Regions from separate parts of the Homo sapiens genome. Here region 1 is linked to region 2. A link is a loop called in an ENCODE intact Hi-C map of the cell type or tissue named here. Cell type or tissue: HCT116. All regions are shown on one strand. Each heading gives the region's core, and the rest is flanking DNA. Links, peaks and the distances in the headings are about the cores only. Region 1 overlaps ASB18 (ankyrin repeat and SOCS box containing 18). Region 2 holds the start of LOC93463 (a long non-coding RNA gene).

Region 1 (10,682 bases), core at 1,248-9,247, 870 kb before region 2:
AATGGGGCCCTTCTCTCCATGCCTTCCTCATATGCCCAAGTTTCTCCAGCAGCCTTGAGACAACTTGTCCTATACTTGGCTGTGAGCACCACAAGCAGGAGGGCACCAGTCAAGTCTGTCTTGTTGATGATGGATCCTTGGCCCCAAGCACTGGGCTCCACCCCCGGCAGACTTTCAAAAGTGATAGTTAAATGAATGAGCAAATGTCAAGAAAAAAAAAAAAAAAAAGAAACCCAGAAAATAGTAAGTGTTGATGAGGATGTGGGGGAATTGGAACTCTTGCGTATTGCTGGTGGGAAGGTAAAATTGTGCAGCTGCTATGGAAAATAATATAGAGGTTCCTTAAAAGATTAAATCCAGAACTACCATATCATCTGGCAATCCCACTTCTGGGTATACATCTAAAGGAATTGAAAGTAGGATCTGGAAGAGCTGTTTGCACACCCATATTCATTGCAGCATTCTTCACCATAGCCAAGAGGGGGAAACAGTCTAAGTGTCCATTGACAGATGAGTGGATACACAAAATGTGGTATATACAACAGAATATTATTCAGCTTTTATTTATTTATTTTTATTTTTATTTTTTTTTTGAGACAGAGTCTCGCTCTGTCGCCCAGGCTGAAGTGCAGTGGTGTGATCTCGCTTCACTGCAACCTCCACCTCCCAGGTTCAGGCAATTCTCCTGCCTCAGCTTCCCGAGCGGCTGGGACTACAGGCGCCTGCCACCACGCCCGGCTAATTTTTTGTATTTTTAGTAGAGGCAGGGTTTCACCATGTTAGCCAGGATGGTCTCGATCTCCTGACCTCGTGATCCGCCTGCCTCGGACCCCCAAAGTGCTCACTACAGGCGTGAGCCACTGCGCCCAGCCTATCAGCTCTTAAAAAGAAAGAGGCCAGGCCTGGGGGCTCATGCCTATAGTCTCAGCACTTTGGGAGGTCGAGGTGGGAGGATCACCTGAGCCCAGGAGTTCAAGACCAGCTAGAGCAACATGGCGCGAGACCCTGTTTCTACAAAACATTTTTCTTTTTTTTAGTTAGCCAGATACGGTGGCGTGTGCCTGTGGTCCCAGCTACTCAGGAGGCTGAGGCAGGAGGATCAGCTGAACCCAGGAGGTCAAGGCTGCTGTGAGCTGTGTTCATGACACCGCACTCCAGCCTGGGTGACAGAGTAAGACCCTGACTCCAAAAAAAGGAGGAGGAAATCCTGTGGCATGCTACATGAATGAATGTTGAGGACACTACGCTGAATCAAAGAAGCCAGCTGCAAAAGGACAAATATTGTATGATTCCATTTAGTTGGAGGTATTTAGGGCAGTCAAAATTATGGGCAGTAAGTAGACTGGTGGCTGCCAGGGCTGGGGGGAGGGGAAACAGGGAGTTGCTTTTCAATGTGAAAAAGTTCTAGAGAACTATTACACAGCAGTGTGAATCTATTTAACACTACTGAACTGTACACTTAAGATAGCTAAGAGGAATTTTTTTTTTTTTTTTGAGATGGAGTCTCACTCTGTCTCCCAGGCTGGAGTGCAGTGGCACGATCTCTGCTCACTGCAATCTCCACCTCCCAGGTTCAAGCAATTCTCTGCCTGAGTCTCCCGAGTAGCTTAAATTACAGGTGCCCGCCACCACGCCTGGCTAATTTTTTTTTTTTTTTTTTGTATTTTCAGTAGAGACGGGGTTTCACCATCTTGGCCAAGTTGGTCTTGAACTCCTGACCTCGTGATCCACCCGCCTTGGCCTCCCAAGTGCTGGGATTACAGGTGTGAGACACCGCACCCGGTCGGGAAAATTTTATATTATGTGCTTTTTACCACAATAAAATGTAAAAAAAAAAAAAAAAATTAAAAATAAATCAACAAATGAGTGAATGGTTTATTCCAAAGGAACTTCATGGATTAACTCTTCCCCGGAGCATCTGAATTTAAAAATTCTTAGGGGTGAAAATAATGAAAAAGAAATAAGTCCTCCATGTTGGCAAAACTTCAGGCAGCTATGGGGGGACCTTTGGGGATCACTGTGAGAATCGTGTTGCTGTTTTTAAGCTGCAATTTGGGGAAAAATAAGCTTTTGGAAACCTAATAATTGATTATTATTTATTAGATTTTTAGAAGTGTAAAGTCAGTATGTTTTCATTTATTTATTTATTTAAACAGAGTCTTGCTCTGTCACCCAGGGTGGAGTACAGTGGTGCAGTCTCGGCTCACTGCAACCTCCACCACCCAGGTTCAAGTGATTCTCCTGCCTCAGCCTCTCAAGGAGCTGGGATTACAGGCAACTGCCACTGTGTCCAGCTAATTTTTGTATTTTTAGTAGAGACGGGGTTTTGCCACGTTGGTCAGCGGCTGGTCTCGAACTCCTGACCTCAGGTCATCCACCCGCCTTGGCCTCCCACAGTGCTGGGATTACAGGCAGGAGCCACCATGCTTGGCCAAGTCAGTATTTTTTTTTTTTTTTTTTTTTTTTGAGATGGAGTCTCCCTCCGTCACCCAGGCTGGAGTGCAGTGATGCAATCTCAGCTCACTGCAACCTCCACTTCCCGGATTCAAGTGATTCTCCTGCCTCAGCCTCCCGAGTAGCTGGGATTACAAGCATATGCCACCATGCCAGGCTAATTTTTTGTATTTTTAGTAGAGACTGGGTTTTGCCATGTTAGCCAGGATGGTCTCGATCGTCAGTATGTTTTAAAAGAGCTCTGCCTTCTTCCAGGACTCTTAAATACATATTTAAAATTTTAGAAAGTCAGCCAAACTGTTTTCTATAGTAGGGTGGGGTGGAAGGGGTGGCTGGAGGGTATAGTCTTAGAAGACAGGCATATTTCCATTTTCAGAATTCAATGAGGACTGTGCTCCTTAGAGGCCATGGTGGCTGTATTTCTTACTGTTCTTACCCTTGCTATTTAAATAACATTGCTGGCTGGGCATGGTGATTCATGTCTGTAATCTCAGCACTTTGGGAGGCTAAGGCAGGCAGATTACTGAGCCCAGGAGCTCAAGACCAGTCTGGGCAACAAAGCGAGACCCCATCTCTACAAAAAATAAAAAAATTGATGGTGTGCACCTGTAGTCCCAGCTGCATGGGAGACTGAGGCAGCAGGATCCCTTGAGTGCAGAAGGTCGAGGCTGCAGTAAGCCACATTCAAGCCACTGCACTCTGGCCTAGGTGACAGAGTGAGACCTTGTCTCAAAAAAAAAAAAAAAAAAAAAAATTTGCTATTTTTTTCCCCATTTTTTACAGTCTCTATCTTAATATTGGGCTGTTTTCTTTTTCTAATGATAAAACAATCCTAATAACAGAAGGAACCATTTATCAAGTTCTTTCTCTGGGTTGGGCTCTGGGCCTGGGTTTTTGCAGTTTCTCTGCTCAGTGGGGCCTGCAGATCAGGATCCAAGGTTAACAGAAACATCCAAATGCTTGGAGCCACAGAATCTGGGCCCCACTCCAAACCTCTAGAGTCTGAATCTGCATTTCAACAAGATCCCTTCAAATTTGGTGAAGACCTGCCTTACACCAGACATCTTACTAATTCCTAAGTAAGTGAGAGAGGCGCAGATATGTTCACTTCCCAGGTAAGCAAATTGAACCAATTTCAGTTAAGTCATTGTTCTTGGTCAGTGGAGAAGCTCTGAACCTATCTCTAAGGTGTTACCTTGGGCTGCTACTCATCTTCCAGTGTATTGCTTCCCTTTCCAGGACAAAGCAATCTTCCTAGAGTCCCACTGAGACCAAACCTGCTCACTTGCTTCGTGGTTCCTCACAGCCTGTCCAGTGAAGTTCAGAATACTTGGTCTGGAAGCCAAGTACCTCCTGATCTGCCCCCACCTTCTCTAGCCTTGCCTCCTTCCAGCTGCCAAAGCATGGGGATCCTCCTAGCCAGGAGGATAAATCACTATCCCTCCATGGAACCCTGTACTTCCCTGCACACCTGCCTTCATTCAAGTTTTCCTTTGGAGGCAGTGGTAACTCCTGAAAGTCTATGTAGGAGAGGCTTGGGGAGAGTCATCTGCCTGGGATGGGGATCTGAGGGGTCTTGAAGCTGGGTTTACGTAGCCCTTTTGTAGGACAGATCAATTGTCCATCTCAAAGGGTGGGTGAAGGTGGGTCAGCTGATGGAGCTGGGGGATGCTGTCTTATCACTCCCTGGGCAGGTCCACTGTGTTAAAACTTGATTGTCCACCAAGGTGCACCCTGGCTAACTCCTTCATGATGTCCATCCTCACTTCCTGGGCTCTGCCTGGGCCCCCCTTTCACTCCATGATGGGCTTTACTTATGGTGCATATAACATCCCACCTCACCCTGCAGTTATTTGCTGGGGTCTGAATTCCCTTTCCAGATTCTACCAATGGGAGGGTGGTATGGTTTGTATATTTGTTCCCTCCTAATCCCATGTTGAAGTTTGATCCCCAGCATTGCAGGTAGGGCCTCATGAGAGGCGTTTGGGTCACAGGGCCTTGGTGACCTCCCTGCAGTATTGAGTCAGTTCTTGCTGGATTAGTACACTTGGGAACTGATTGTTAAAAAGCCCAGCACCTCCTTCGCTCTCCCTTGTCCCTCTCTTGCCATGTGACACACTGGCTCCCTTTCATTTTCTGCCATGAGTAAAAGCTTCTTGAAAGGCCTCACCAAAAGCACATGCTGGCACAATGCTTCTTGTACAGCCTGCAGAACTGTGAGCTGAATAAACCTCTTTTCTTTATAAATTGCCCGGCCTCAGCTGTTCCTTTAGAGTGATGCAAAACAGACCAATACAGAGGGAGTGTCTCCTCTGAGGTTCATTGGGGCAGCACCTTGCGCTGGCTGTAATGGAAAAAAGAGAGCCACTGCTTGTCCTTGGAGGATGAACATGAAGAGTCTTTGCTTTAAAATACAGTGTATTCATAGAAAATTTGATGTCTCATAGGGCCAACAGATCAGGAGATGACTGCTATTGAAAAGGTGTTTTATTGATCATTGTTCCTAAGAGGAGAGGGTATGCTATGACATGGGGGCAGCCCATGAGGAAGCCCCAGGGTCTTTCAGGAGGCAGGGGAGGAATGGGCAAGAGAGGGCAAGGCTGAAGTTTGTCTAGTTTGGATAATTTCAGCAGACTCTGGGGCATAGGACTTTCCCAAGTTGTGTGGCACTTGCTCTGGAGTAGACAGTGGTCTGGCATGTGAGAAAGAGTGGGATATAAGAGGTGGTTGAGGTGTGGGCTCTGGGCTCCAGATTGGTTGGCTAACATTGGAAAAGCATGCTTTGTGTGGAATTGTTTACTGTTGCTAAGAACCAGCTAAGCCTGGTGGGTGGGGGGCAGTCAGTTCCTCCTGGGTCAGCAAGGCCCCAGATGTCAAAGCATCTGAATAGAGAAAGTAAGCTGGGGGAGGGGGCTCACTCCTGCAATTCCAGCTACTCAGGAGGCAGAGGCAGGAGGATTACGTGAGGCCAGGAATTAGAGCCTGGGCAACATGCGAGATCCCATCATCTATATAAAATAGAAAAAATGATCCCAGTGCAGTGGTGTGCACCTGTAGTCCCAGCTACATGGGAGGCTGAGGCAGGAGATCACTTGAGCCAAGAAGGTCGAGGCTGCAGTGAGCTATGATTGCACCACTGCACTCCAGCCTGGGTGACAGAGTGAGATTCTGGCATATATATATCTGGGCACGTGGAACCAACATACGTTTTCTTCCTAGCCAGACACTGATGGGACAAGCAGGCTTTTCTATGGCTAACTGATCCCAGATAAGTGCACTGGAGAGAGATGCACCATTTTGTGGGAACCACCCTCTACCCCAAGGTGTATATATATATGGAATAGAGAAAATAAGACAAGGTTGATATAGTCCTTGTTGTCTAGAGCATCTCTGTTGGCATGTGACGCTCAGGCTGAGCTGAAGGCCCCTTTGATCAACCTGTGTCTGTTCCTGGCATCTGACTTCCCAGACTGTTCCTGGAGCTGGAGCAGTGGCTTTTGGTGAGGGTGTCACATGAAGACTCACACAGGATGGAAACTTCCATTCACCATCCTGCCGGTGTCCTCCGGGGGAGCTCTGGGCTGTAATATGCTTGGGAGCACTGAGAGCACCGACAGGCCCTGGGCAGGTGCACGTGCCTTGGTTGCAAGTGTCCTTTCTCAACATGCAGGTCCGTTGTGATCTAGGGTACAGAGTTTCCCCGGGTGGTCGGGCCCCAGCGGGGTGAGAGGCCTCTCTGTGAGGGGACGGTCCCAAGGCTCAGGGGCAGCATGAGGGCTGCTAACACACTGGAAAAATACATATACAGTAGGTCCTTAAATAATGTTTTGTTTAATGTCATTTTATTATAACACCGATAAGAAACAAAACTGATTCGGCAGGGCATGGTGACTCATGCCTGTAATCCCAGCACTTTGGGAGGCCGAGGCGGGCAGATCACCTGAGATCGGGAGTTTGAGACCAGCCTGACGAACATGGAGAAACCCCGTCTCTACTAAAAATAAAAAATTAGCCGGGCGTGCTGGCACATGCCTGTTATCCCAGCTACCAGGAAGGCTGAAGCAGGAGAATTGCTTGAACCTGGGAGGCGGAGGTTGCGGTGAGCCAAGATTGCGCCAGTCTCAAAACAAACAAACAAACAAACAAAAAAACAAAAAAGAAACAAGACTGATTCCTGGGCAAGGCCACTGTCTGTATGGGTTTTCTCTGGGTGCTCCAGTTCCCACCCACATCCCAAAGCTGAGCAAGTGAGGTGAGCTGTCGTGTCTGAATTGTCCCAGTGTTGTGTGTGGGTGGGTGGGTGTGGGGGTGTGTGAGCACCCTGCGATGGAATAGCACCCCGTCCAGGCCTGGTTCCTGCCCTGCACACTGAGTTGCTGGGGTGGACTCTGGCCACGCACGACCCTGAACTAGAATAAGCACATTAGAATATGAATGAATGAATGAATGAATGAATACAAATTATTGTAAAGTAAAAATTCATAAGGCATACAATAATCATCCAAATGCATGACAATAAATGATGCGGTATGAGAGGGCCTAGCAAGCCTGCCACATTGGTGACTGTTCTGAACTTCGTGGTGGTAGGAGGTGCTCCTGACAAGGTTCGTTTTGCAAACATTTATTCCTTGATCTAACCCACCAGCAGGACAACCACCATCACATACTGATTCACCAAAAATTGGGTAAATAATTATCTTACTTGTTATTAATCTCTTTTAAAGGTATGTGTAGCTTGCCTTTATTTCAATCTTTACTATTAGAATTGTATTGGTCTTTATTTAGAAGTGTGGTGATCTTTTTGTGACCAGAAATATGCTGTAGGAACATCATTCTTGTTTATATCAATTAACCTTGGGAAAACTGGCATTGTTATACCTCATTTAGCTTAAAGCTGGTTCCCTAGAACCTATCGAAGACCTTAAGTGAGGACTCACTGTACCTTTTGGCTTAACTGTTGTTGAAAGGTACTTTCCCAGACCAAGTGCTGTGATAGTCACGATTTCACTGGATTTTCACAAGCGACCCTGAGAGGCAGAAAGGGCTTTTGTTGCCAATTCCATTTCGAGGTGAACCTGAAGCTTGGCAAGGTCTGTGCTTCACCCGGTCCCACGGAGAGCAAGTGGGAAGGGAACTCCCATCACCTCCATCTGCATCAGGGCACTCTCCAACACACGGCCTCCATGGAAGGTCAGCGAGGAGAACAACAGTATTGGTTGCAGCGTTCTGCGTTTCAGTGCAAAACACCCTGTGGCTCCAAAAGTAGGTAATTCTGCAGGGGCTTTGGCAAGGGTAACAGGGGGATGAGGTCAAAGCACCTTTTGCCAAACAGTCTGCGAAGAGCACAGCGGCAAAGATGCTGCAGGCAGCGTGGGGTGAGGGCCAAGGCAAAGAGGGACTGGTAGAACGGCTTGTGCATCTGGAAGGGAAGGCAGGTGGATTAGAAATCTGGGCACGTGGAACCAACATACGTTTTCTTCTTAGCCAGACCACTGATGGTACAAGCGGGCTTTTCTATGGCTAACTGATCCCAGATAAGCGCACTGGAGGGAGACGCACCATCTTGTGGGAACCACCCTCTACCCCAGGGGCTTGTGTGCTCTCCCAAAGCACAGTTCCTGCCGAGTGAGAGGGGATTCTGACTGGGGTGACTTCAGATGCTCCAGGTGGTCTCCCCGAATTCCGTTTTGCTCCATCCTCTTTGCACAGCAGCCCTACAGCTCCGGGGTGGCCCTGTTCATCTCCCCAAGTCATGACCAGCTCTTCCCTTCTGCCAGGGAGGGGCTCAGGAGCGAGTGCATGGCATTGGTCTGGTGGTCAGTCATGCACACATGACTCAAGTCAGTGAAACAGAAAAAACACACACAACTCTTCTCACTCTCTTTTTTTTTTTTTGAGATGGAGTCTAGCTCTGTCACCCAGGCTGGAGTGCAGTGGCGTGATCCCAGCTTATTGCACTCTCTGCCTCCTGGGCTCAAGCGATTCTCCTGCCTTAGCCTCCTGAGTAACTGGCATTACAGGCGCTTGCCACCATGCTTGGGTAATTTCTGTATTTTCAGTAAAGACAAGCTTTCACCATGTTGGCCAGTCTGGTCTTGAACTCCTGACCTCAAGCGATCTGCCTGCCTTGGCCTCTCAAAGTGCTAGGATTACAGGCATGAGCCACCGCACCTGGCCTGTTCTCACTCTCTTTTAATGGACAGTCACCTGTGGACTTTGTCGTGGATAGATGTAATCCCCATAGCTTCCTTGGTCGTATCTTGAGCTGCTGGAGCATGAAGCTGACTCACAGGGCCGGATTAGTATGTCCTGACGTGGAGCTAGGCCCGTGGATTCAGGCGGCTCTGGCCTTTCTTTGGACACTGGTTAAGGAACCCTCGCGCTTTTCAGGCCAGCACGGGGCTCTGAGCTCCTTGAGGCCATGGCACCGCAACTACTATAACAAGCTCCTGGCTGTGTGATTATGGAGCCTCCAGAAAAAACCAGAAACGTGCAAATACACCCTCATTTCCCATTCTTCCTTTTTCAGATGTATAATACTTAGCCGAATATCAGTGCAAAACTCCCCATGCAAAGAAGCAAAAACAGACAAAAGTTTTGTACTAAAGATGGGCAGAAAGGCAGCCCTCTTGCCTGGAATACTTCCTCAGGAATCACTTCCTTCCAGGACTCTGACAAGCAGAGCTGAGGGTAGGAGTTGAAAAGCACCTCGATGACTGCGGGGACAGATGCACAGGTCTTCAGCACCTGGTGGGAAGAGGTGAAAGACGCAGCGTAGGCCGACTGGGTTCTGGGTCTCAGTGGGGAAAGGGTGGGGGGTGTGGGGGGATGCTCTCCCTAGCTGTGTGACCTCCCTACGCCCAAGCCACACAGGGAACAGCAACAGAGCAGTACCACAGGGTTGCTGCAGGGATCACATGAATTAGTGCACACAAAGACACAAGGCAACGGCTCTGCAAGGGAGCCCTCCTTCCCATCATGATGGCCGCCCAGCCAAAGTCTGGGCCAAGTGCTTAAGCATTCAGGTTCCCAGGGGGGCTATGCTGGTGGCTTGGCAGGCCTCCTTGGCCCCCAGAGAGCTGCTCAGAGAAAAGGAATGAAGTTCTGCTAGGAGGAAGTTTGGCCCGAGGATGGTGTTCCCAATTTCTTACCTCAATTTTCAGATGTGTCAGGAAATTGAGAATTGGGGAAGAGGAATTGTTTTGCTGTTGAATTTCCTCTTGACTTGGCATTTCCGTTTTATTTTCACAGTCCCCACTGGCAAAGATTCCTATTGCCTTATTCACAAATTTATAATTCAAGTCCATTAGCTTCACCATAAAGATGGGAACACTATTTGCTTTTAAAAAATAAACTTTTTTTTGTTATGGAGAAGTTTGAACCTTCATACAAAAAAGTAGTGCCAATAGTATGATAAACTCCCATGTATCCCCGCCCCCCCCATCAACCCATGGTTGATCCTGCCCATCCACTTCTCCTAAGATTAAAGCAAATTCCATGTATCCTATAATTTTATCTGTATTTCAGTGCATCTTTTATATGACCCTTTGAAGAAACAAAGATAATATTATAGCACCTGAGAAATTAACAAGTTTCATAATATCACGTCATATACAATCAGTGTTTAAATTCACAGATTTCTCTTAAATGCCATTATATTAACAAAATAATTTGTTTGTTTGAATAATCATTCCAGTTAGGGCCGATATAATGAGACTGGTTGCTGTGATGTATTTTTAGATGTCTTTTTTGTTTCATGTGACTTACTTGTGGTGGGAACTGGGTTATTTGTCCTGTAGCATTTCTCACTGTGGGGCTTTTGCTGATTACATCCCTGTGGGATTTGTGGACATGCTGCTCTTCCTCTGTTTTCTGTAAATTAGTAGTTGGATTTAGAAGCTGGACCAAATTCAGTTGCCAGGCGCAGTGGCTCAGCACTTTGGGAGGCTGAGGCAGGCGGATCACCTGAGGTTGGGAGTTCAAGAGCAGCCTGACCAACATGGAGAAACACCGTCTCTACTTAAAATACAAAAATTAGCTGGGCGTGGTGGCACATGCCTGTAATCCCAGCTACACGGGAGGCTGACACAGGAGATTCGCTTGAACCTGGGAGGCGGAGGTTGCGGTGAGCCGAGATTGTGCCATTGCACTCAAGCCTGGGCAACAAGAGTGAAACTCAGTCTCAAAAAAAAAAAGAAGCTGGACCAAATTCAGATTCGATTTTGGAG
Region 2 (10,682 bases), core at 1,682-9,681:
TGCTGCTGCTGTTACTTTACAATCTTTGGAAACAAAATACATGTAGATTCTGAATCCACATGCTCAATGTGGCAGCCACTAACCACCCGTGACTACTGAGTATTTAAAGTGTGACTAGTGCAACTGAGAAACTAAATTTTTAATTTTTATTTTACTTTAATTGTAAATTAAAACTGGGACTTGATTCAGTTATTGGAAAACTTTGAAGTATCTTTGGAGACACTTAGGTGTGTGAATCTGAGTTTTTAACTGCAAAGCTTATGAAATTTAAATACAGATCAAGTAGTTCTGATGAAAATTTAGCATCTGCCTTGAGATGTAAAATAAGTAGAAAATACACACTAAAGATTTGGTACGAAAACTATAAAAGATCATTAATAAGCTCATCATGTAATTGGTAACATGACAAAATGATAACATTTTGGATATATTGGGTTAAATAAGTTATAGTATTTAAATACATTTTGCCTGTTTTATATTTTCTGTTTTGAATACAGCTAATGGAAAACTCAAAGTTACTATGTGACTTACATTACATTTCTGTTGGACGGAACTCTTCTGAATTCCCATATCTTCATATGCTCTGTATCTCTATGAGCTTAAATGTATAGAGGCCCTGCTCTCTACCTCAGCCTTCTTCCCCCGTAATCTCCCTAGAACAGTCGGGTACAAGTCGGCTGAGAAAAAAGTGAGGCTAGAGATGGGGGTGGTGCGTGCAATCACAGTGGGGATATGAGGTGGATGAAGGGACGTGTTTTCTCAGCTAAACTTTTGTTCCCTTCACTCTCTCATTCCCGGTAGGAAGATCTTCAGTAACAAAGAGTAAAGAAAGGGAGACTTAGCAGGCAGGATGCAGCCTCATCATTATGAGAGAGCCATTGTGCGCATGAGAAATGTTTCGTTCACCCCAAGCGACTCACCTTGAAGACCCTGAAGGGCTAGAACATTTGCTTGACTTCTAGATCATTCCCCTGATGGTCCCAGGGGCGAATGGTCCCCTTCTCTGTGCTCTGTGAGAACCTCTGGCCCCCAATGGAAGGGAGCCTGGGAGCAATCCATGTATGAGAAACTCTGGAAGGAATGTGGGGACCAGAGAGAAGAGGTAGGAGGACAGGACACAAGGGACACCCAGGCGGTGGCCTGGTTCCGGCTGCATGTGGCGGGCTGGATGAGACACGTATCTCAATGGTGTGCACCGTCTTCCAGCCTCTGTGTACGTCTGCGATTGTGCCTGTCTAGAAGCTAAGTTATTCTCTTCCTGTTGATGGATACAGTAAGTACAGCTCAGTGCTTTCATTAATGTTCTATAACTCTGACCCCTAAAATAGGAATTGAATTGACATTTTCCCCAGTTTTAGCCAAAAGACAGCTGTCCAGCAATATGAGGTAATGCTTTAGAATAAACTTGGCTGGGCGTTCCTAGCTTGGTTTATACAGTTTGATTCTCATGGCTTTTTGTGGAGGCCAACCCATTGCCAATGTCCACTTTCACTTTTCCAGTAATAATGAAAGTGCCTGGAATATGTAAAGTGCACAAAAGACTGTCAAAATGAGACCAGGCCTCTAAGTAAGCCATACCATATCCATCCCATTAAGCTGCAAAATCATGAAGTGGGAAAACTGGTTCTTCTTATATAAGCCTGGGAGCACAGCAACTGTTGGAATGGCATGGAATGAGGTGCACATGGCCAGCCAAGGCTTGCTTCTGCCAGACATTTTCCCCCTATGGTCAGAAAAGACAGGGGCCAAAAACCTTAGAGATGAATAATCCATTTTTTTAAAAATCCAGATCACTGGCAGGGAGATTACGTTATAGCCCCAAAGAGTAGTTAACAGATTAGGGTCTTTGCGTATAGAACCTCACGGAGTCATGTAACAGGACGGGAATGCATTCACTGGAGTTACATTCCAATGGGTCTGCTTAATACCTAGGTGTTGTGTGGTGTTGTGGGTCCTTGGACATGGCTTAATTAACAGTGCTGGCAGTGGGGACGCCACATGCATCTGTGCTCAGCCTGGAGTACAACCTGGGAGAACCTGCCCAGCGTGTTTTCTGGCGCTGGGCAGCCTGCAGAGGGAGGGGGCTATTGGAGATTTGACAAGCAGAAGGGGATTGCTGCAAACCATGCTGGGGGCAGCACTGGTTGACCCCCGAGGTGGATAACATGAAGCCCAGCTCAGCCCCTACCCAGAGGGGCCAGCAAGGGCTGTGAACTCAGGCTGGCATATCCTGCCTCCCGGCACTCTCAACCCCATCCCTGGGAGATGTCAATTCCGGGGGCACTCAGTTCTGACTAGAGGACGAGCAGAGGGACAATAAGACCCCAGTCCCCAGTGGCTGGAGGCTCCCTCATAAACTTCATTGCAGCAGAGGCAGCAGCGTACAGAAGGAGCACAGACTCTCCACTCCCCCAGCGGTGCCGACCTGCAACCCCACAGATGAGAGGCAGGCACCTTGACATACTAGGAGAGCCAGACGCATGCGATGGTGCTCTTAAAATCTCTTGAAGGTACAAAACGACATGTGATCTTTTTGTAAGAAAATAGTAAAAAACAAAAATCATCTGTAATCCCATCACACAGAGAGAACCACTGGTAAGAAGTTTTATGAAACATGACATTTTACTTTGTATTTACTGCTTTTCACCCGTTATTTTCATTTCAGAACATTATTCTATGCCATCGGGTATTTTTCAATATTACCTATTTAATAGAGGTATAGTGCTCATTTTCAGATATGCATAAATCCATCTCTCTATTGTTTGAGTTTGAAGCAGACTTCATATTAAATATATGCGTGTGTGTATATATGCATGTATATATGTATTTATCTTGATGTCAGCAGATTTCGTTGCTGAAAAGAATTCATTTTATATTATTTCCCATGATTTCTCTCTCCCATTGCATATGACTTTCCAAATGGTTGTTGATATGATTTGCCTCGTGTCCCTTCCCAAATCTCATGTTGAATTGTAATCCCCAGTGTCAGGGAGGACCTGGGGGAGATGACTGGATCATGGAGGCAGAGTTCTCATGAATGGTTTACCACCATCTCCCCTTGGTACTGTATAGTGACAAGAGTTTTCACAAGATCTGGTTGTATAAAAGTGTGCAGGCTGGGAGCAGTGGCTCACACCTGTAATCCCAACACTTTGGGAGGCCGAGGTGGGTGGATCACTTGTGGTCAGGAGTTTGAAACCAGCCTAGCCAACATGATGAAACCCCATCTCTATTAAAAATAAAAGAATTAGCCGGGCTTAGTGGCACGTGCCTGTAATCCCAGCTACTCGGAAGGCTGAGGCAGGAGAATCGCTTGAATCCAGAAGGCAATGGTTGCAGTGAGGTGAGATCATGCCACTGCACTCCAGCCTGGGCGAAAGAGCAAGTCTTCTTTTCAAAAAAAAAAAAAAGTGTGGTACCTCCCCCCTCTCTCTTCCTCCTGCTCCTGCCAGGTGAAATGCCTGCTCCCTCATTGCCCCCACCATGAGTAAAAACTCCCACAGGTCACCCCAGAAGTAGATGTTGCCACGCTTCCTGTACAGCCTGTGGAACTGTGAGCCAATTCAACCTCTTTCCTTCATACATTACCCAGTCTCAGGTATTTTTTGTAACAGTGCGAGAATGGACTAATACGGTTGTGTGGCCATGTTTCCTCAGCTGTGGCTTGTTGACGGTTAAATATTTGCATGCAGCCACATTTCTCACAGGCTGCTCCCAGCCAGTGTCTGAGCAAGGCAGTGCAGGTCCACTCTGGGGAGAGGTTGGGCTGAGTCCTCTGGTTCAGGGTTGAGGATGCCCGGTGGCTTTGCAGAACTTTCCTGGGGCCACCTCCTCGCAGCCATCCCTCCTCTTTCCTTCACTGGGGTCAGACTCACACCACAGTCTGAAGGCTATTCCAGTTGCACCCAGCTTCCCCCCGCATTTCTCTTAGGCATTTTCCCTGATGAAATGCTTGCCTATTTGATCCATTTCTTTGCACCGCTCTTAGGGGACCTGGCGTAAATCTACCCGATTCTTACTCCTCGCCAGATCTCCCCTGCAGGTGGCTGTTCTGCAGGAGGGGTCTTGCCTTGCCTCCTCCGCTGTCATGGCTTCAGAGCGCTGGGAGCTGTCACTGCATGGAACACATCCCAGTTCCCAGGCTGCCCGAATATGAGGGCGCCTCCCTTCTTCATCTGCATGGTGACTCCTGGGGCCGCATTCCTGGGGTCCTCGGCAGCCCCTCCTTCCTGCTTCCGTGAGGTGTAGAAGATGGGGAAGTGAGTGGGCTGAGAGCAAAGAAAGGTGATTGATAGAAATGAGAAGAAAGTCTTTCTGCTCAACTCACAGAAGCATCCAAGGAATGGAGCATGGGCGCTGCCGAGTTCCCCTGGAGCTCAGGCACAGGTGTCTCCGTCAGGGGATGGGAGAAAAGTTAAAAACACAAACAAGAACAAAACCTTGTGTAGAGAGTCTCTGTGCTGGGACACAAACTGAGGCCCTCCGCATTTCACACTGAGGCCACTCATGGCATCAGGTCCTTTTGCTCCTCTCAGGCTTCCCTTCTTCCCAGTTTCTGCCTTAGGGAAAGGCCGTCATCTGTTTTCCTCTTGCATTATTTTCACCTTTATCTGTGGAAAGTTGCAAAGACTGCACAGGGGGCCTTCTCCAGATGACATGTGAAGCAACAGCCGTAGGAAACTCTAAATCCACCTGAAATTTGAGTTTCTGCTGAGGGTTAATATTTTAAATGGAACCCATGAGCCCACTATAAAGCGAAGCCCAGCTCAGTGGTGAAGGAGCGTCTACAGGAGTCATGAGGCACAGCATTTTCTAGTTCCTGACTAAAAACAGAAATGAAACCTTTTCTCTGCAGATTTTGTCAAGGTGTTCTGCAGGCAGTTGCACTTTCGACCCTCCTCATTTGCCCATTAGCAAATGGAAAAATTATAATAATGTGAACTATTTTTGTTTTGTTTTTTAAATGTTGAATGATGTGGCAGTGTAGCTAAAATCCTGCATTTGGAGGCCAGAACTGTAAGCCATTTTTGAAAGGAAGACAGTTCTCGACAATAAGCATCTTGATCTTGAAACCCTTGAGGAGCAGGGACAGAGCAGAGAGTACAGGTGAGAGCGAGAACAAGAGCAGCAAAAGAAAATGAGCAAACCATACTGGAAAAGCAACCCTTGGCCAGCCCCACTGGCTCTGAGCCACGTGCTAGGTGGGGTCAGGGGAGAAGCTCTGGGCCCTGCCAACTGTGTTCTGGCCTCAGCCCCAAGCTGTCCCTGAGGGCTGCACCCCAGAATCCGAGGATGTGAGGAGTATGGTTCTGAGCCCTGCTCTGGTGAGGAAGGGACTGGCAGACTCTCAGATCATGCCGAGGCTGCTCTCATTTGCTGTTTCATGCATGTGTGTTTTGTGTGCATGTTGAAAGGAGCAAACTGCGTGTCGCCTATGAAACATGGGTTTGGTTCTTCAGAAGAAATCCTTTTGGAGTTCTCACAAAGCTCCAAGTTATCCAGGAAGCCCCAAGGACCAAACACGCATTGTGGTTGGGACTGTGATGCCCAGATGGGCCAGTCCTGGAAATGGAGCTCATGGAAGGTGGCGTCGCGATGGCCGGTAGAGCAGGAAGGATGCGGGGCAGGGCCCCCTTGAATCAGCCTGGCTGGGAGAGGTGGGTAGGATTCAGTGAGGGTATCTCAGACTGCACTGAAATTAACATTTTATTTACACACATTCACACATATACAATACACCAAGAGACATAAGAAGGAAAAAACTATGATAAGTTGCTGCTTATGTGAGTTTCCACATGGATACAAAACACTCTTGTATGCAAAGTTAACAAGGTCTGGGCTCCTTCCCAGCACACCTCTGCCCCCGTCCCCCGGGCTTCACCTCACGGCAATGCGCTGGGCAGGGTGAGTCCCATATCGCTCTCAACAGCTGAAGGGGAGCTGCTTGTCTTGGCAGGACCTTGAGAGTTAATGACACATGTAATGGTGTGTGGGGAAAGTGAGAGACGATGGAGGATTGTGTGGTACAAAAAAGCAAAAATATGTGTTATAGAAATAGAGTATTTGCATCAAACTGAAATCCTCCCTATCCTGAGAATTTCAGGAAGAGGACAAAATCACAGGGTCACATCCTGAAGGACACCCTGCCCGGCTCTGACTTTACCCCTCTCAGTGCCCTGGGGTGGGGGTATCGATCTAGAAAGCCACCTATCGCAGGGTGTGTGTATGTGTGTGTGTGTATTCATTAGTGCTTGCGGTCACTGTGAAGACACCAACTGTTCTGAACAAGACTTTCCAATAATGCAGGGCGAGATTGCCTGAAACAAACTAGAAAAACAACATAAAAGAAGAAAAGGGAAAGCATGCCCAGGAGAGCCTCAAATATCTTTTGTCCATATTGCTGTTTTCGAAAATCCGGGGTGAATAAAAAGCTGGCACTCTCCGGGTTTTGCCTGGTCCTGGAATTCTTTTGTAGTGAGCACCACCTTGTGGTCTGCCTTTTGCATTTCCCAAGAACACAATGTCAGGGTCCCCGTGCTTGCTGAAACCTGGTTATCACACTCGGGCTGGCCTCTCCTCCCAAGCCCATCCTGCCTTCTTCCCACCCTACCAGACCCTTCCCACTCGAGGGCTCAGACCCATCTCAGGCTTGCCCCAGTAGGCTCGTCCCACTTTCTGGAATTAAGACTGAACATTAAGTTGCTAGCCTGAGCCCAAGGCCCAGGTGTCCCATTACAGCTGATGTGCCACCCACACGGTCTGTCTGGGGCCACCCCCGGGGGACCATTGCCCTACACAGCGCCCACACACACAGTCCCTCCACATGCCCATTTTGCTCAAAATCTCTCTCTCCTCACTCCTACACCCCCCTTCAGCAACTTGCTGGGATTTTTTCGGCGTAACGTAGTGGGTCTGGGCAATCCCCAGAACAGGAACCCTCCCAGCAGCCCACCACCCCTAGTCTATAATCACAGTCGACTTCAACCACAAACACCTGGAGCACGGAAAGCGCTGCCCCACCCACCAGGAAACTCCGCATCCCTCCACATGAGGACCCATCCTGCACCCGGGAGCAGTGGAGGCATCTCAGCCAAGGCAACTGCAGATGCTGGCATAGCTCCACATTGGACAAACAAAGGTGCCTCGTGAAGTGCCATGATAAGCCCTGCCAAGGTCTGAAGCAAACAGGTACAGCCGGGGTGTCATCCCAGAATAAACCACAGTCAGAGACAAGATGGGGAGATGGAGGAAGGAACCGGAACAAAGTGGCTCCATGCACCGGGTATAGGCAGGCACCTGGGCTCATGGTGTTTAATTCATTCTCATAATAACTCTTTGGGAACTATTATTTTTCCCATTGTACAGATGAGGATACCAAGGCTCACAGAGGTTGAAAATGTGCTTGTTTATCTTGAATTTCCCTAACATGATCAGCTTGCTGTAGATATTCAAGTTCTACTAGCTTCTAACTCCTTCCATGTAAAGCAGCAGCGAAGCTGCCCTGCCAAGGCCCACAGTTAGATTTGTGCATCTCTGAGCATCTTTTCTTGAGCTCTCTTTGTTACCACCTGCTGGTCACAGAGCTGAGGAGGGCTGCACCCCCTTCCACCATGGCTGCAGATGCCCTCTGGGAGAACACTCGGGGCAGACTCCTGAGGACCCCATGGTGTTGAGCACCTGTCCTTGCTGTGGCCAGGCTGCGCTCCGTACCAAGGTAGGCAAAACGCCCTGTCACCCACTGGGCATCATACCTGGGAACCTGGGCACACCCAAAAACTGCTGCATCATGCTCTGCCCAAAGCCCTGTCACCACAGGGCTCAGGCTATGGGGCCACTTTGAGGCAGGCACAGCTTTCCTCTGTACCCCAGTGTGAATCTTTGATTGCTGTAACTAATTGCCATAAACGTTGTGGATTAAAACAGCCTAAGTTTGTGATCTGTTCTGCAGGTCGGTAGTTCAGTACAGATCTCTTTGGACTAAAATCTAAGTATTGGCAAGTTGCATCCATTCCTGGAGCTCTGGGGAAGGCCCGTCCCTGCTCTGCTAGGTTGCTGGCTGAACTTAGTTCCCTGGGTTCCCTGGGATTACAGACGTGCACCACCATGTCCCACTAATTTTTGTACTTTTAGTAGAGACCTGGTTTCACCTTGTTGGTGAGGCTGGTCTCAAGCTCCTGGCCTCATGTGACCCACCCACCTCAGCCTCCCAAAGTGTTGGGATTACAGGCATGAGTCACCACGCCTGGCCTCCAATGGACTAGTTTTGAAGGAATCTCAGGATTTGCAACCTGCTGGAAGGAATTACTGGTGTCATTAGAGGCCTCCCTGAAACCCCACGCAATGACAGCATGGCACACGCTGACCCCGGCTGAGCTCACAATGGCAGTTGTTTTGGCTTGGCTTCTGTTTAGATGGGAAGCAGCTCCCCATGTCCCTTGGCTGAAGGTTTCTCCTAGAAGTTGACCAGGACCCCTGCAGGGGATGAACAAAAGCTGACACCTCATCACCCCAATTCACACACAGTTAAGCCCCACTGATCCTGGGATACAAGTAGATAAAGGGGGGAAAGGACTACTTTGTTTAACTTCCCAGTATCCTCTGATTGACTTAATGAAAAAATCCTGATGTTAAGCTCCCAGAAAAGGGTTTTCAGTGCTGAACTTGAGCTGGGCATACCACCTACATCCTGTGTTCTGTGTTCACAAACACAGAACACATTCGTGTCTCATCTGTGCCTCATTTGTCTTTCCCTGCCCTTACTTCCACGTGAGAGCAGCCACTTGTGATCCTGTCCATTTAAAACAATATGATCACAGGCCTGGGGCTCCAGATGCCGGACACAGAAAAGAAAAAGACGTGATAAATAACATTTAAAGCACTGCAAAGTTTGATTTTCATGTCTAATATCTGCCCCTGGAGATTCTGCTAAATTTCTTTTTTCCCTCTTCATAAATTCTTATGATAACAACTTTATTTGGGAATTAATCCAGATTCCCATTATTCACTGAATTACACTTTCCCAGCATGTAAGTTCCTCCCTCGTTGTAAGTTACAAAGCCTTGGAAGCTACATTAACTCTTTCTGGCTGCTGGGATGACAGGTATTGCTAGTCCTCATGTTTCAGAATTGTATCTGAAAAGCATTAATGTAGTTTTAAAGGGTTTCCAAATTAAAACCAGGATGAAAATTGACCACTGGGAGAATCCTATTTATACTATTATATTATGGGGTGCTTTAAATACACTTCCCTCCAGCCTACTGCCATTGGCTCTAATATATAGAACGGGCATGTATACAGAACGGGCATCCCTCTTGCAGTAGCATTGTGGAAGAATTAAGCACCCACACTCTGAGGTCAAACTGTCCTGGTTGAAATCTTGACTCCATCTCTCACTAGCTGTGTGACCTCAGGTAAGTTACCTAACCCCTCTGAGCCTTGGTTTCCTCATTTGTAAAGTGGAGAAAACAGCACTCACTTGATGGGGCTGCCATAAGGATGAAGTAATATGGTGCAAGAGGAGCTGAGACTGCTGCTTGGCAAACAGTGGACATTTGCTGAGAGCTTGCTGTGCACCAGGCACTGTTCTAACTACTTTACATGTATTAATTCATTGAACTCGCTCAACAACTTGGAGGTTGGACATCATTATCCCTACTGCAGGCAGTGACCACTCTACAAATGTTGGTTGCCATCCGCTGATCTTGACGCCTACGACGGATTCGCCTGGTAACTCCATCCACACTTAAGTTGGGAAAGCACTCCGCCCTGCCTCTAAGTCCGGGGACTCTGGGCAGGGTCCATTACATGACCTGGGTCTAAGCCAATCAGAGCATCTCACTACCGTCTCCACAGTGATTGGTCCACGTGGGCACATGACACTGCCGGGGCTGGGACTCCCCAAAAAGAGAGTCTCCCTTCTTCCTGCTGGACTAGCCTGAGACGATGCGAGGCTATCGCTGCCGCAGTACCGGGCGGAGGGCCTGTCTGAGAGGGAGCCAACCTCGAGGAAACTGGGTCAACAATGGACAACGAGACACCAGCTGTGTGACTTCACGTGAGCCCACGCAGGAAGCCTGCCTGCAGCCGGGACCCTATCTTGGCCCATAGCATCGGGGCTTCTCAGGGAAGCACTGGGGTGTAAGCTTCAGCCCCAAAATGCATCCCCACCCTTGTCCCCCTCCAGGCAGAGCAGAGACCACTGGGGCCTGCTTGCTGCTCGGTGGAGCCGATGTCTTCAAGGCCGGGCTAATGTCTCACCGGCCTCTCGGTTCCTTCCAGCTCCACTGACAGAAAGAAAGCAGATTAGATTACCGGGCGAGGTAATCCTAAGCTTTAGAGGTTCTTTTGAGGAACCTGCCACAAAGGCCAACCAGAATCCTTATTACACAAACCAGCAACTGACCTCCCTTTAGGAGAACAGGGCTCTATGATAGGAGCAATTACATTTAAATTCTGCAGTGAGATTGCTATTTAACAAAACAGCAAAATCATCAAAATCCTATAATTGTATGCATAATGCCACTTTGGCCTACTCACTTTCTGTAAAGAACTTTATTTTCCCATCCCATAATTAATATCAGTATCATATTCCATTGAAGACCATCTGTTTTACCAGAGCTATGTTATCAATCATCTCAAATTTCAGAACTTCACCCTGGTTTGTCCCCTTGATAGGGAAGTG

What was found. Peaks named below come from ENCODE experiments on the same cell type or tissue, not always from the same donor. Only the 100,000 strongest peaks of a DNase experiment are listed, where the experiment ranks them.
Region 1: a loop joins it to region 2, with 4 times the contacts of the local background. A loop is called at or near these places in 6 of 110 quality-filtered maps.

The regions. Positions count from the first base shown.
Region 1 is chr2:236,187,185-236,197,866 of GRCh38, forward strand. It overlaps ASB18 (ankyrin repeat and SOCS box containing 18), which reads right to left. Exons shown (of 6, transcript NM_212556.4): 5 at 9,088-9,201; 6 at 6,275-7,873. The coding sequence ends at 7,688. The region is part of intron 1 of GBX2-AS1 (GBX2 and ASB18 antisense RNA 1); the gene reads left to right. Among named protein-coding and RNA genes, the nearest start is that of GBX2, 24 kb to the left of the region's middle. In HCT116, for the core only: a CTCF peak has its summit at 6,005; no DNase peak of the experiment used is centred there.
Region 2 is chr2:237,054,469-237,065,150 of GRCh38, forward strand. The region is part of intron 1 of COPS8-DT (COPS8 divergent transcript); the gene reads right to left. LOC105373950 (a long non-coding RNA gene) reads left to right here. Exons shown (of 3, transcript XR_007088140.1): 1 at 1-10,320. It overlaps LOC93463 (a long non-coding RNA gene), which reads right to left and starts at 1,699. Exons shown (of 7, transcript NR_135202.1): 1 at 1,579-1,699; 2 at 921-1,258; 3 at 532-653; 4 at 1-23. RefSeq lists enhancers at 2,138-2,637, 4,913-5,022, 6,560-6,609. In HCT116, for the core only: a CTCF peak has its summit at 6,480 (motif pointing left); a DNase peak (open chromatin) is centred at 6,503.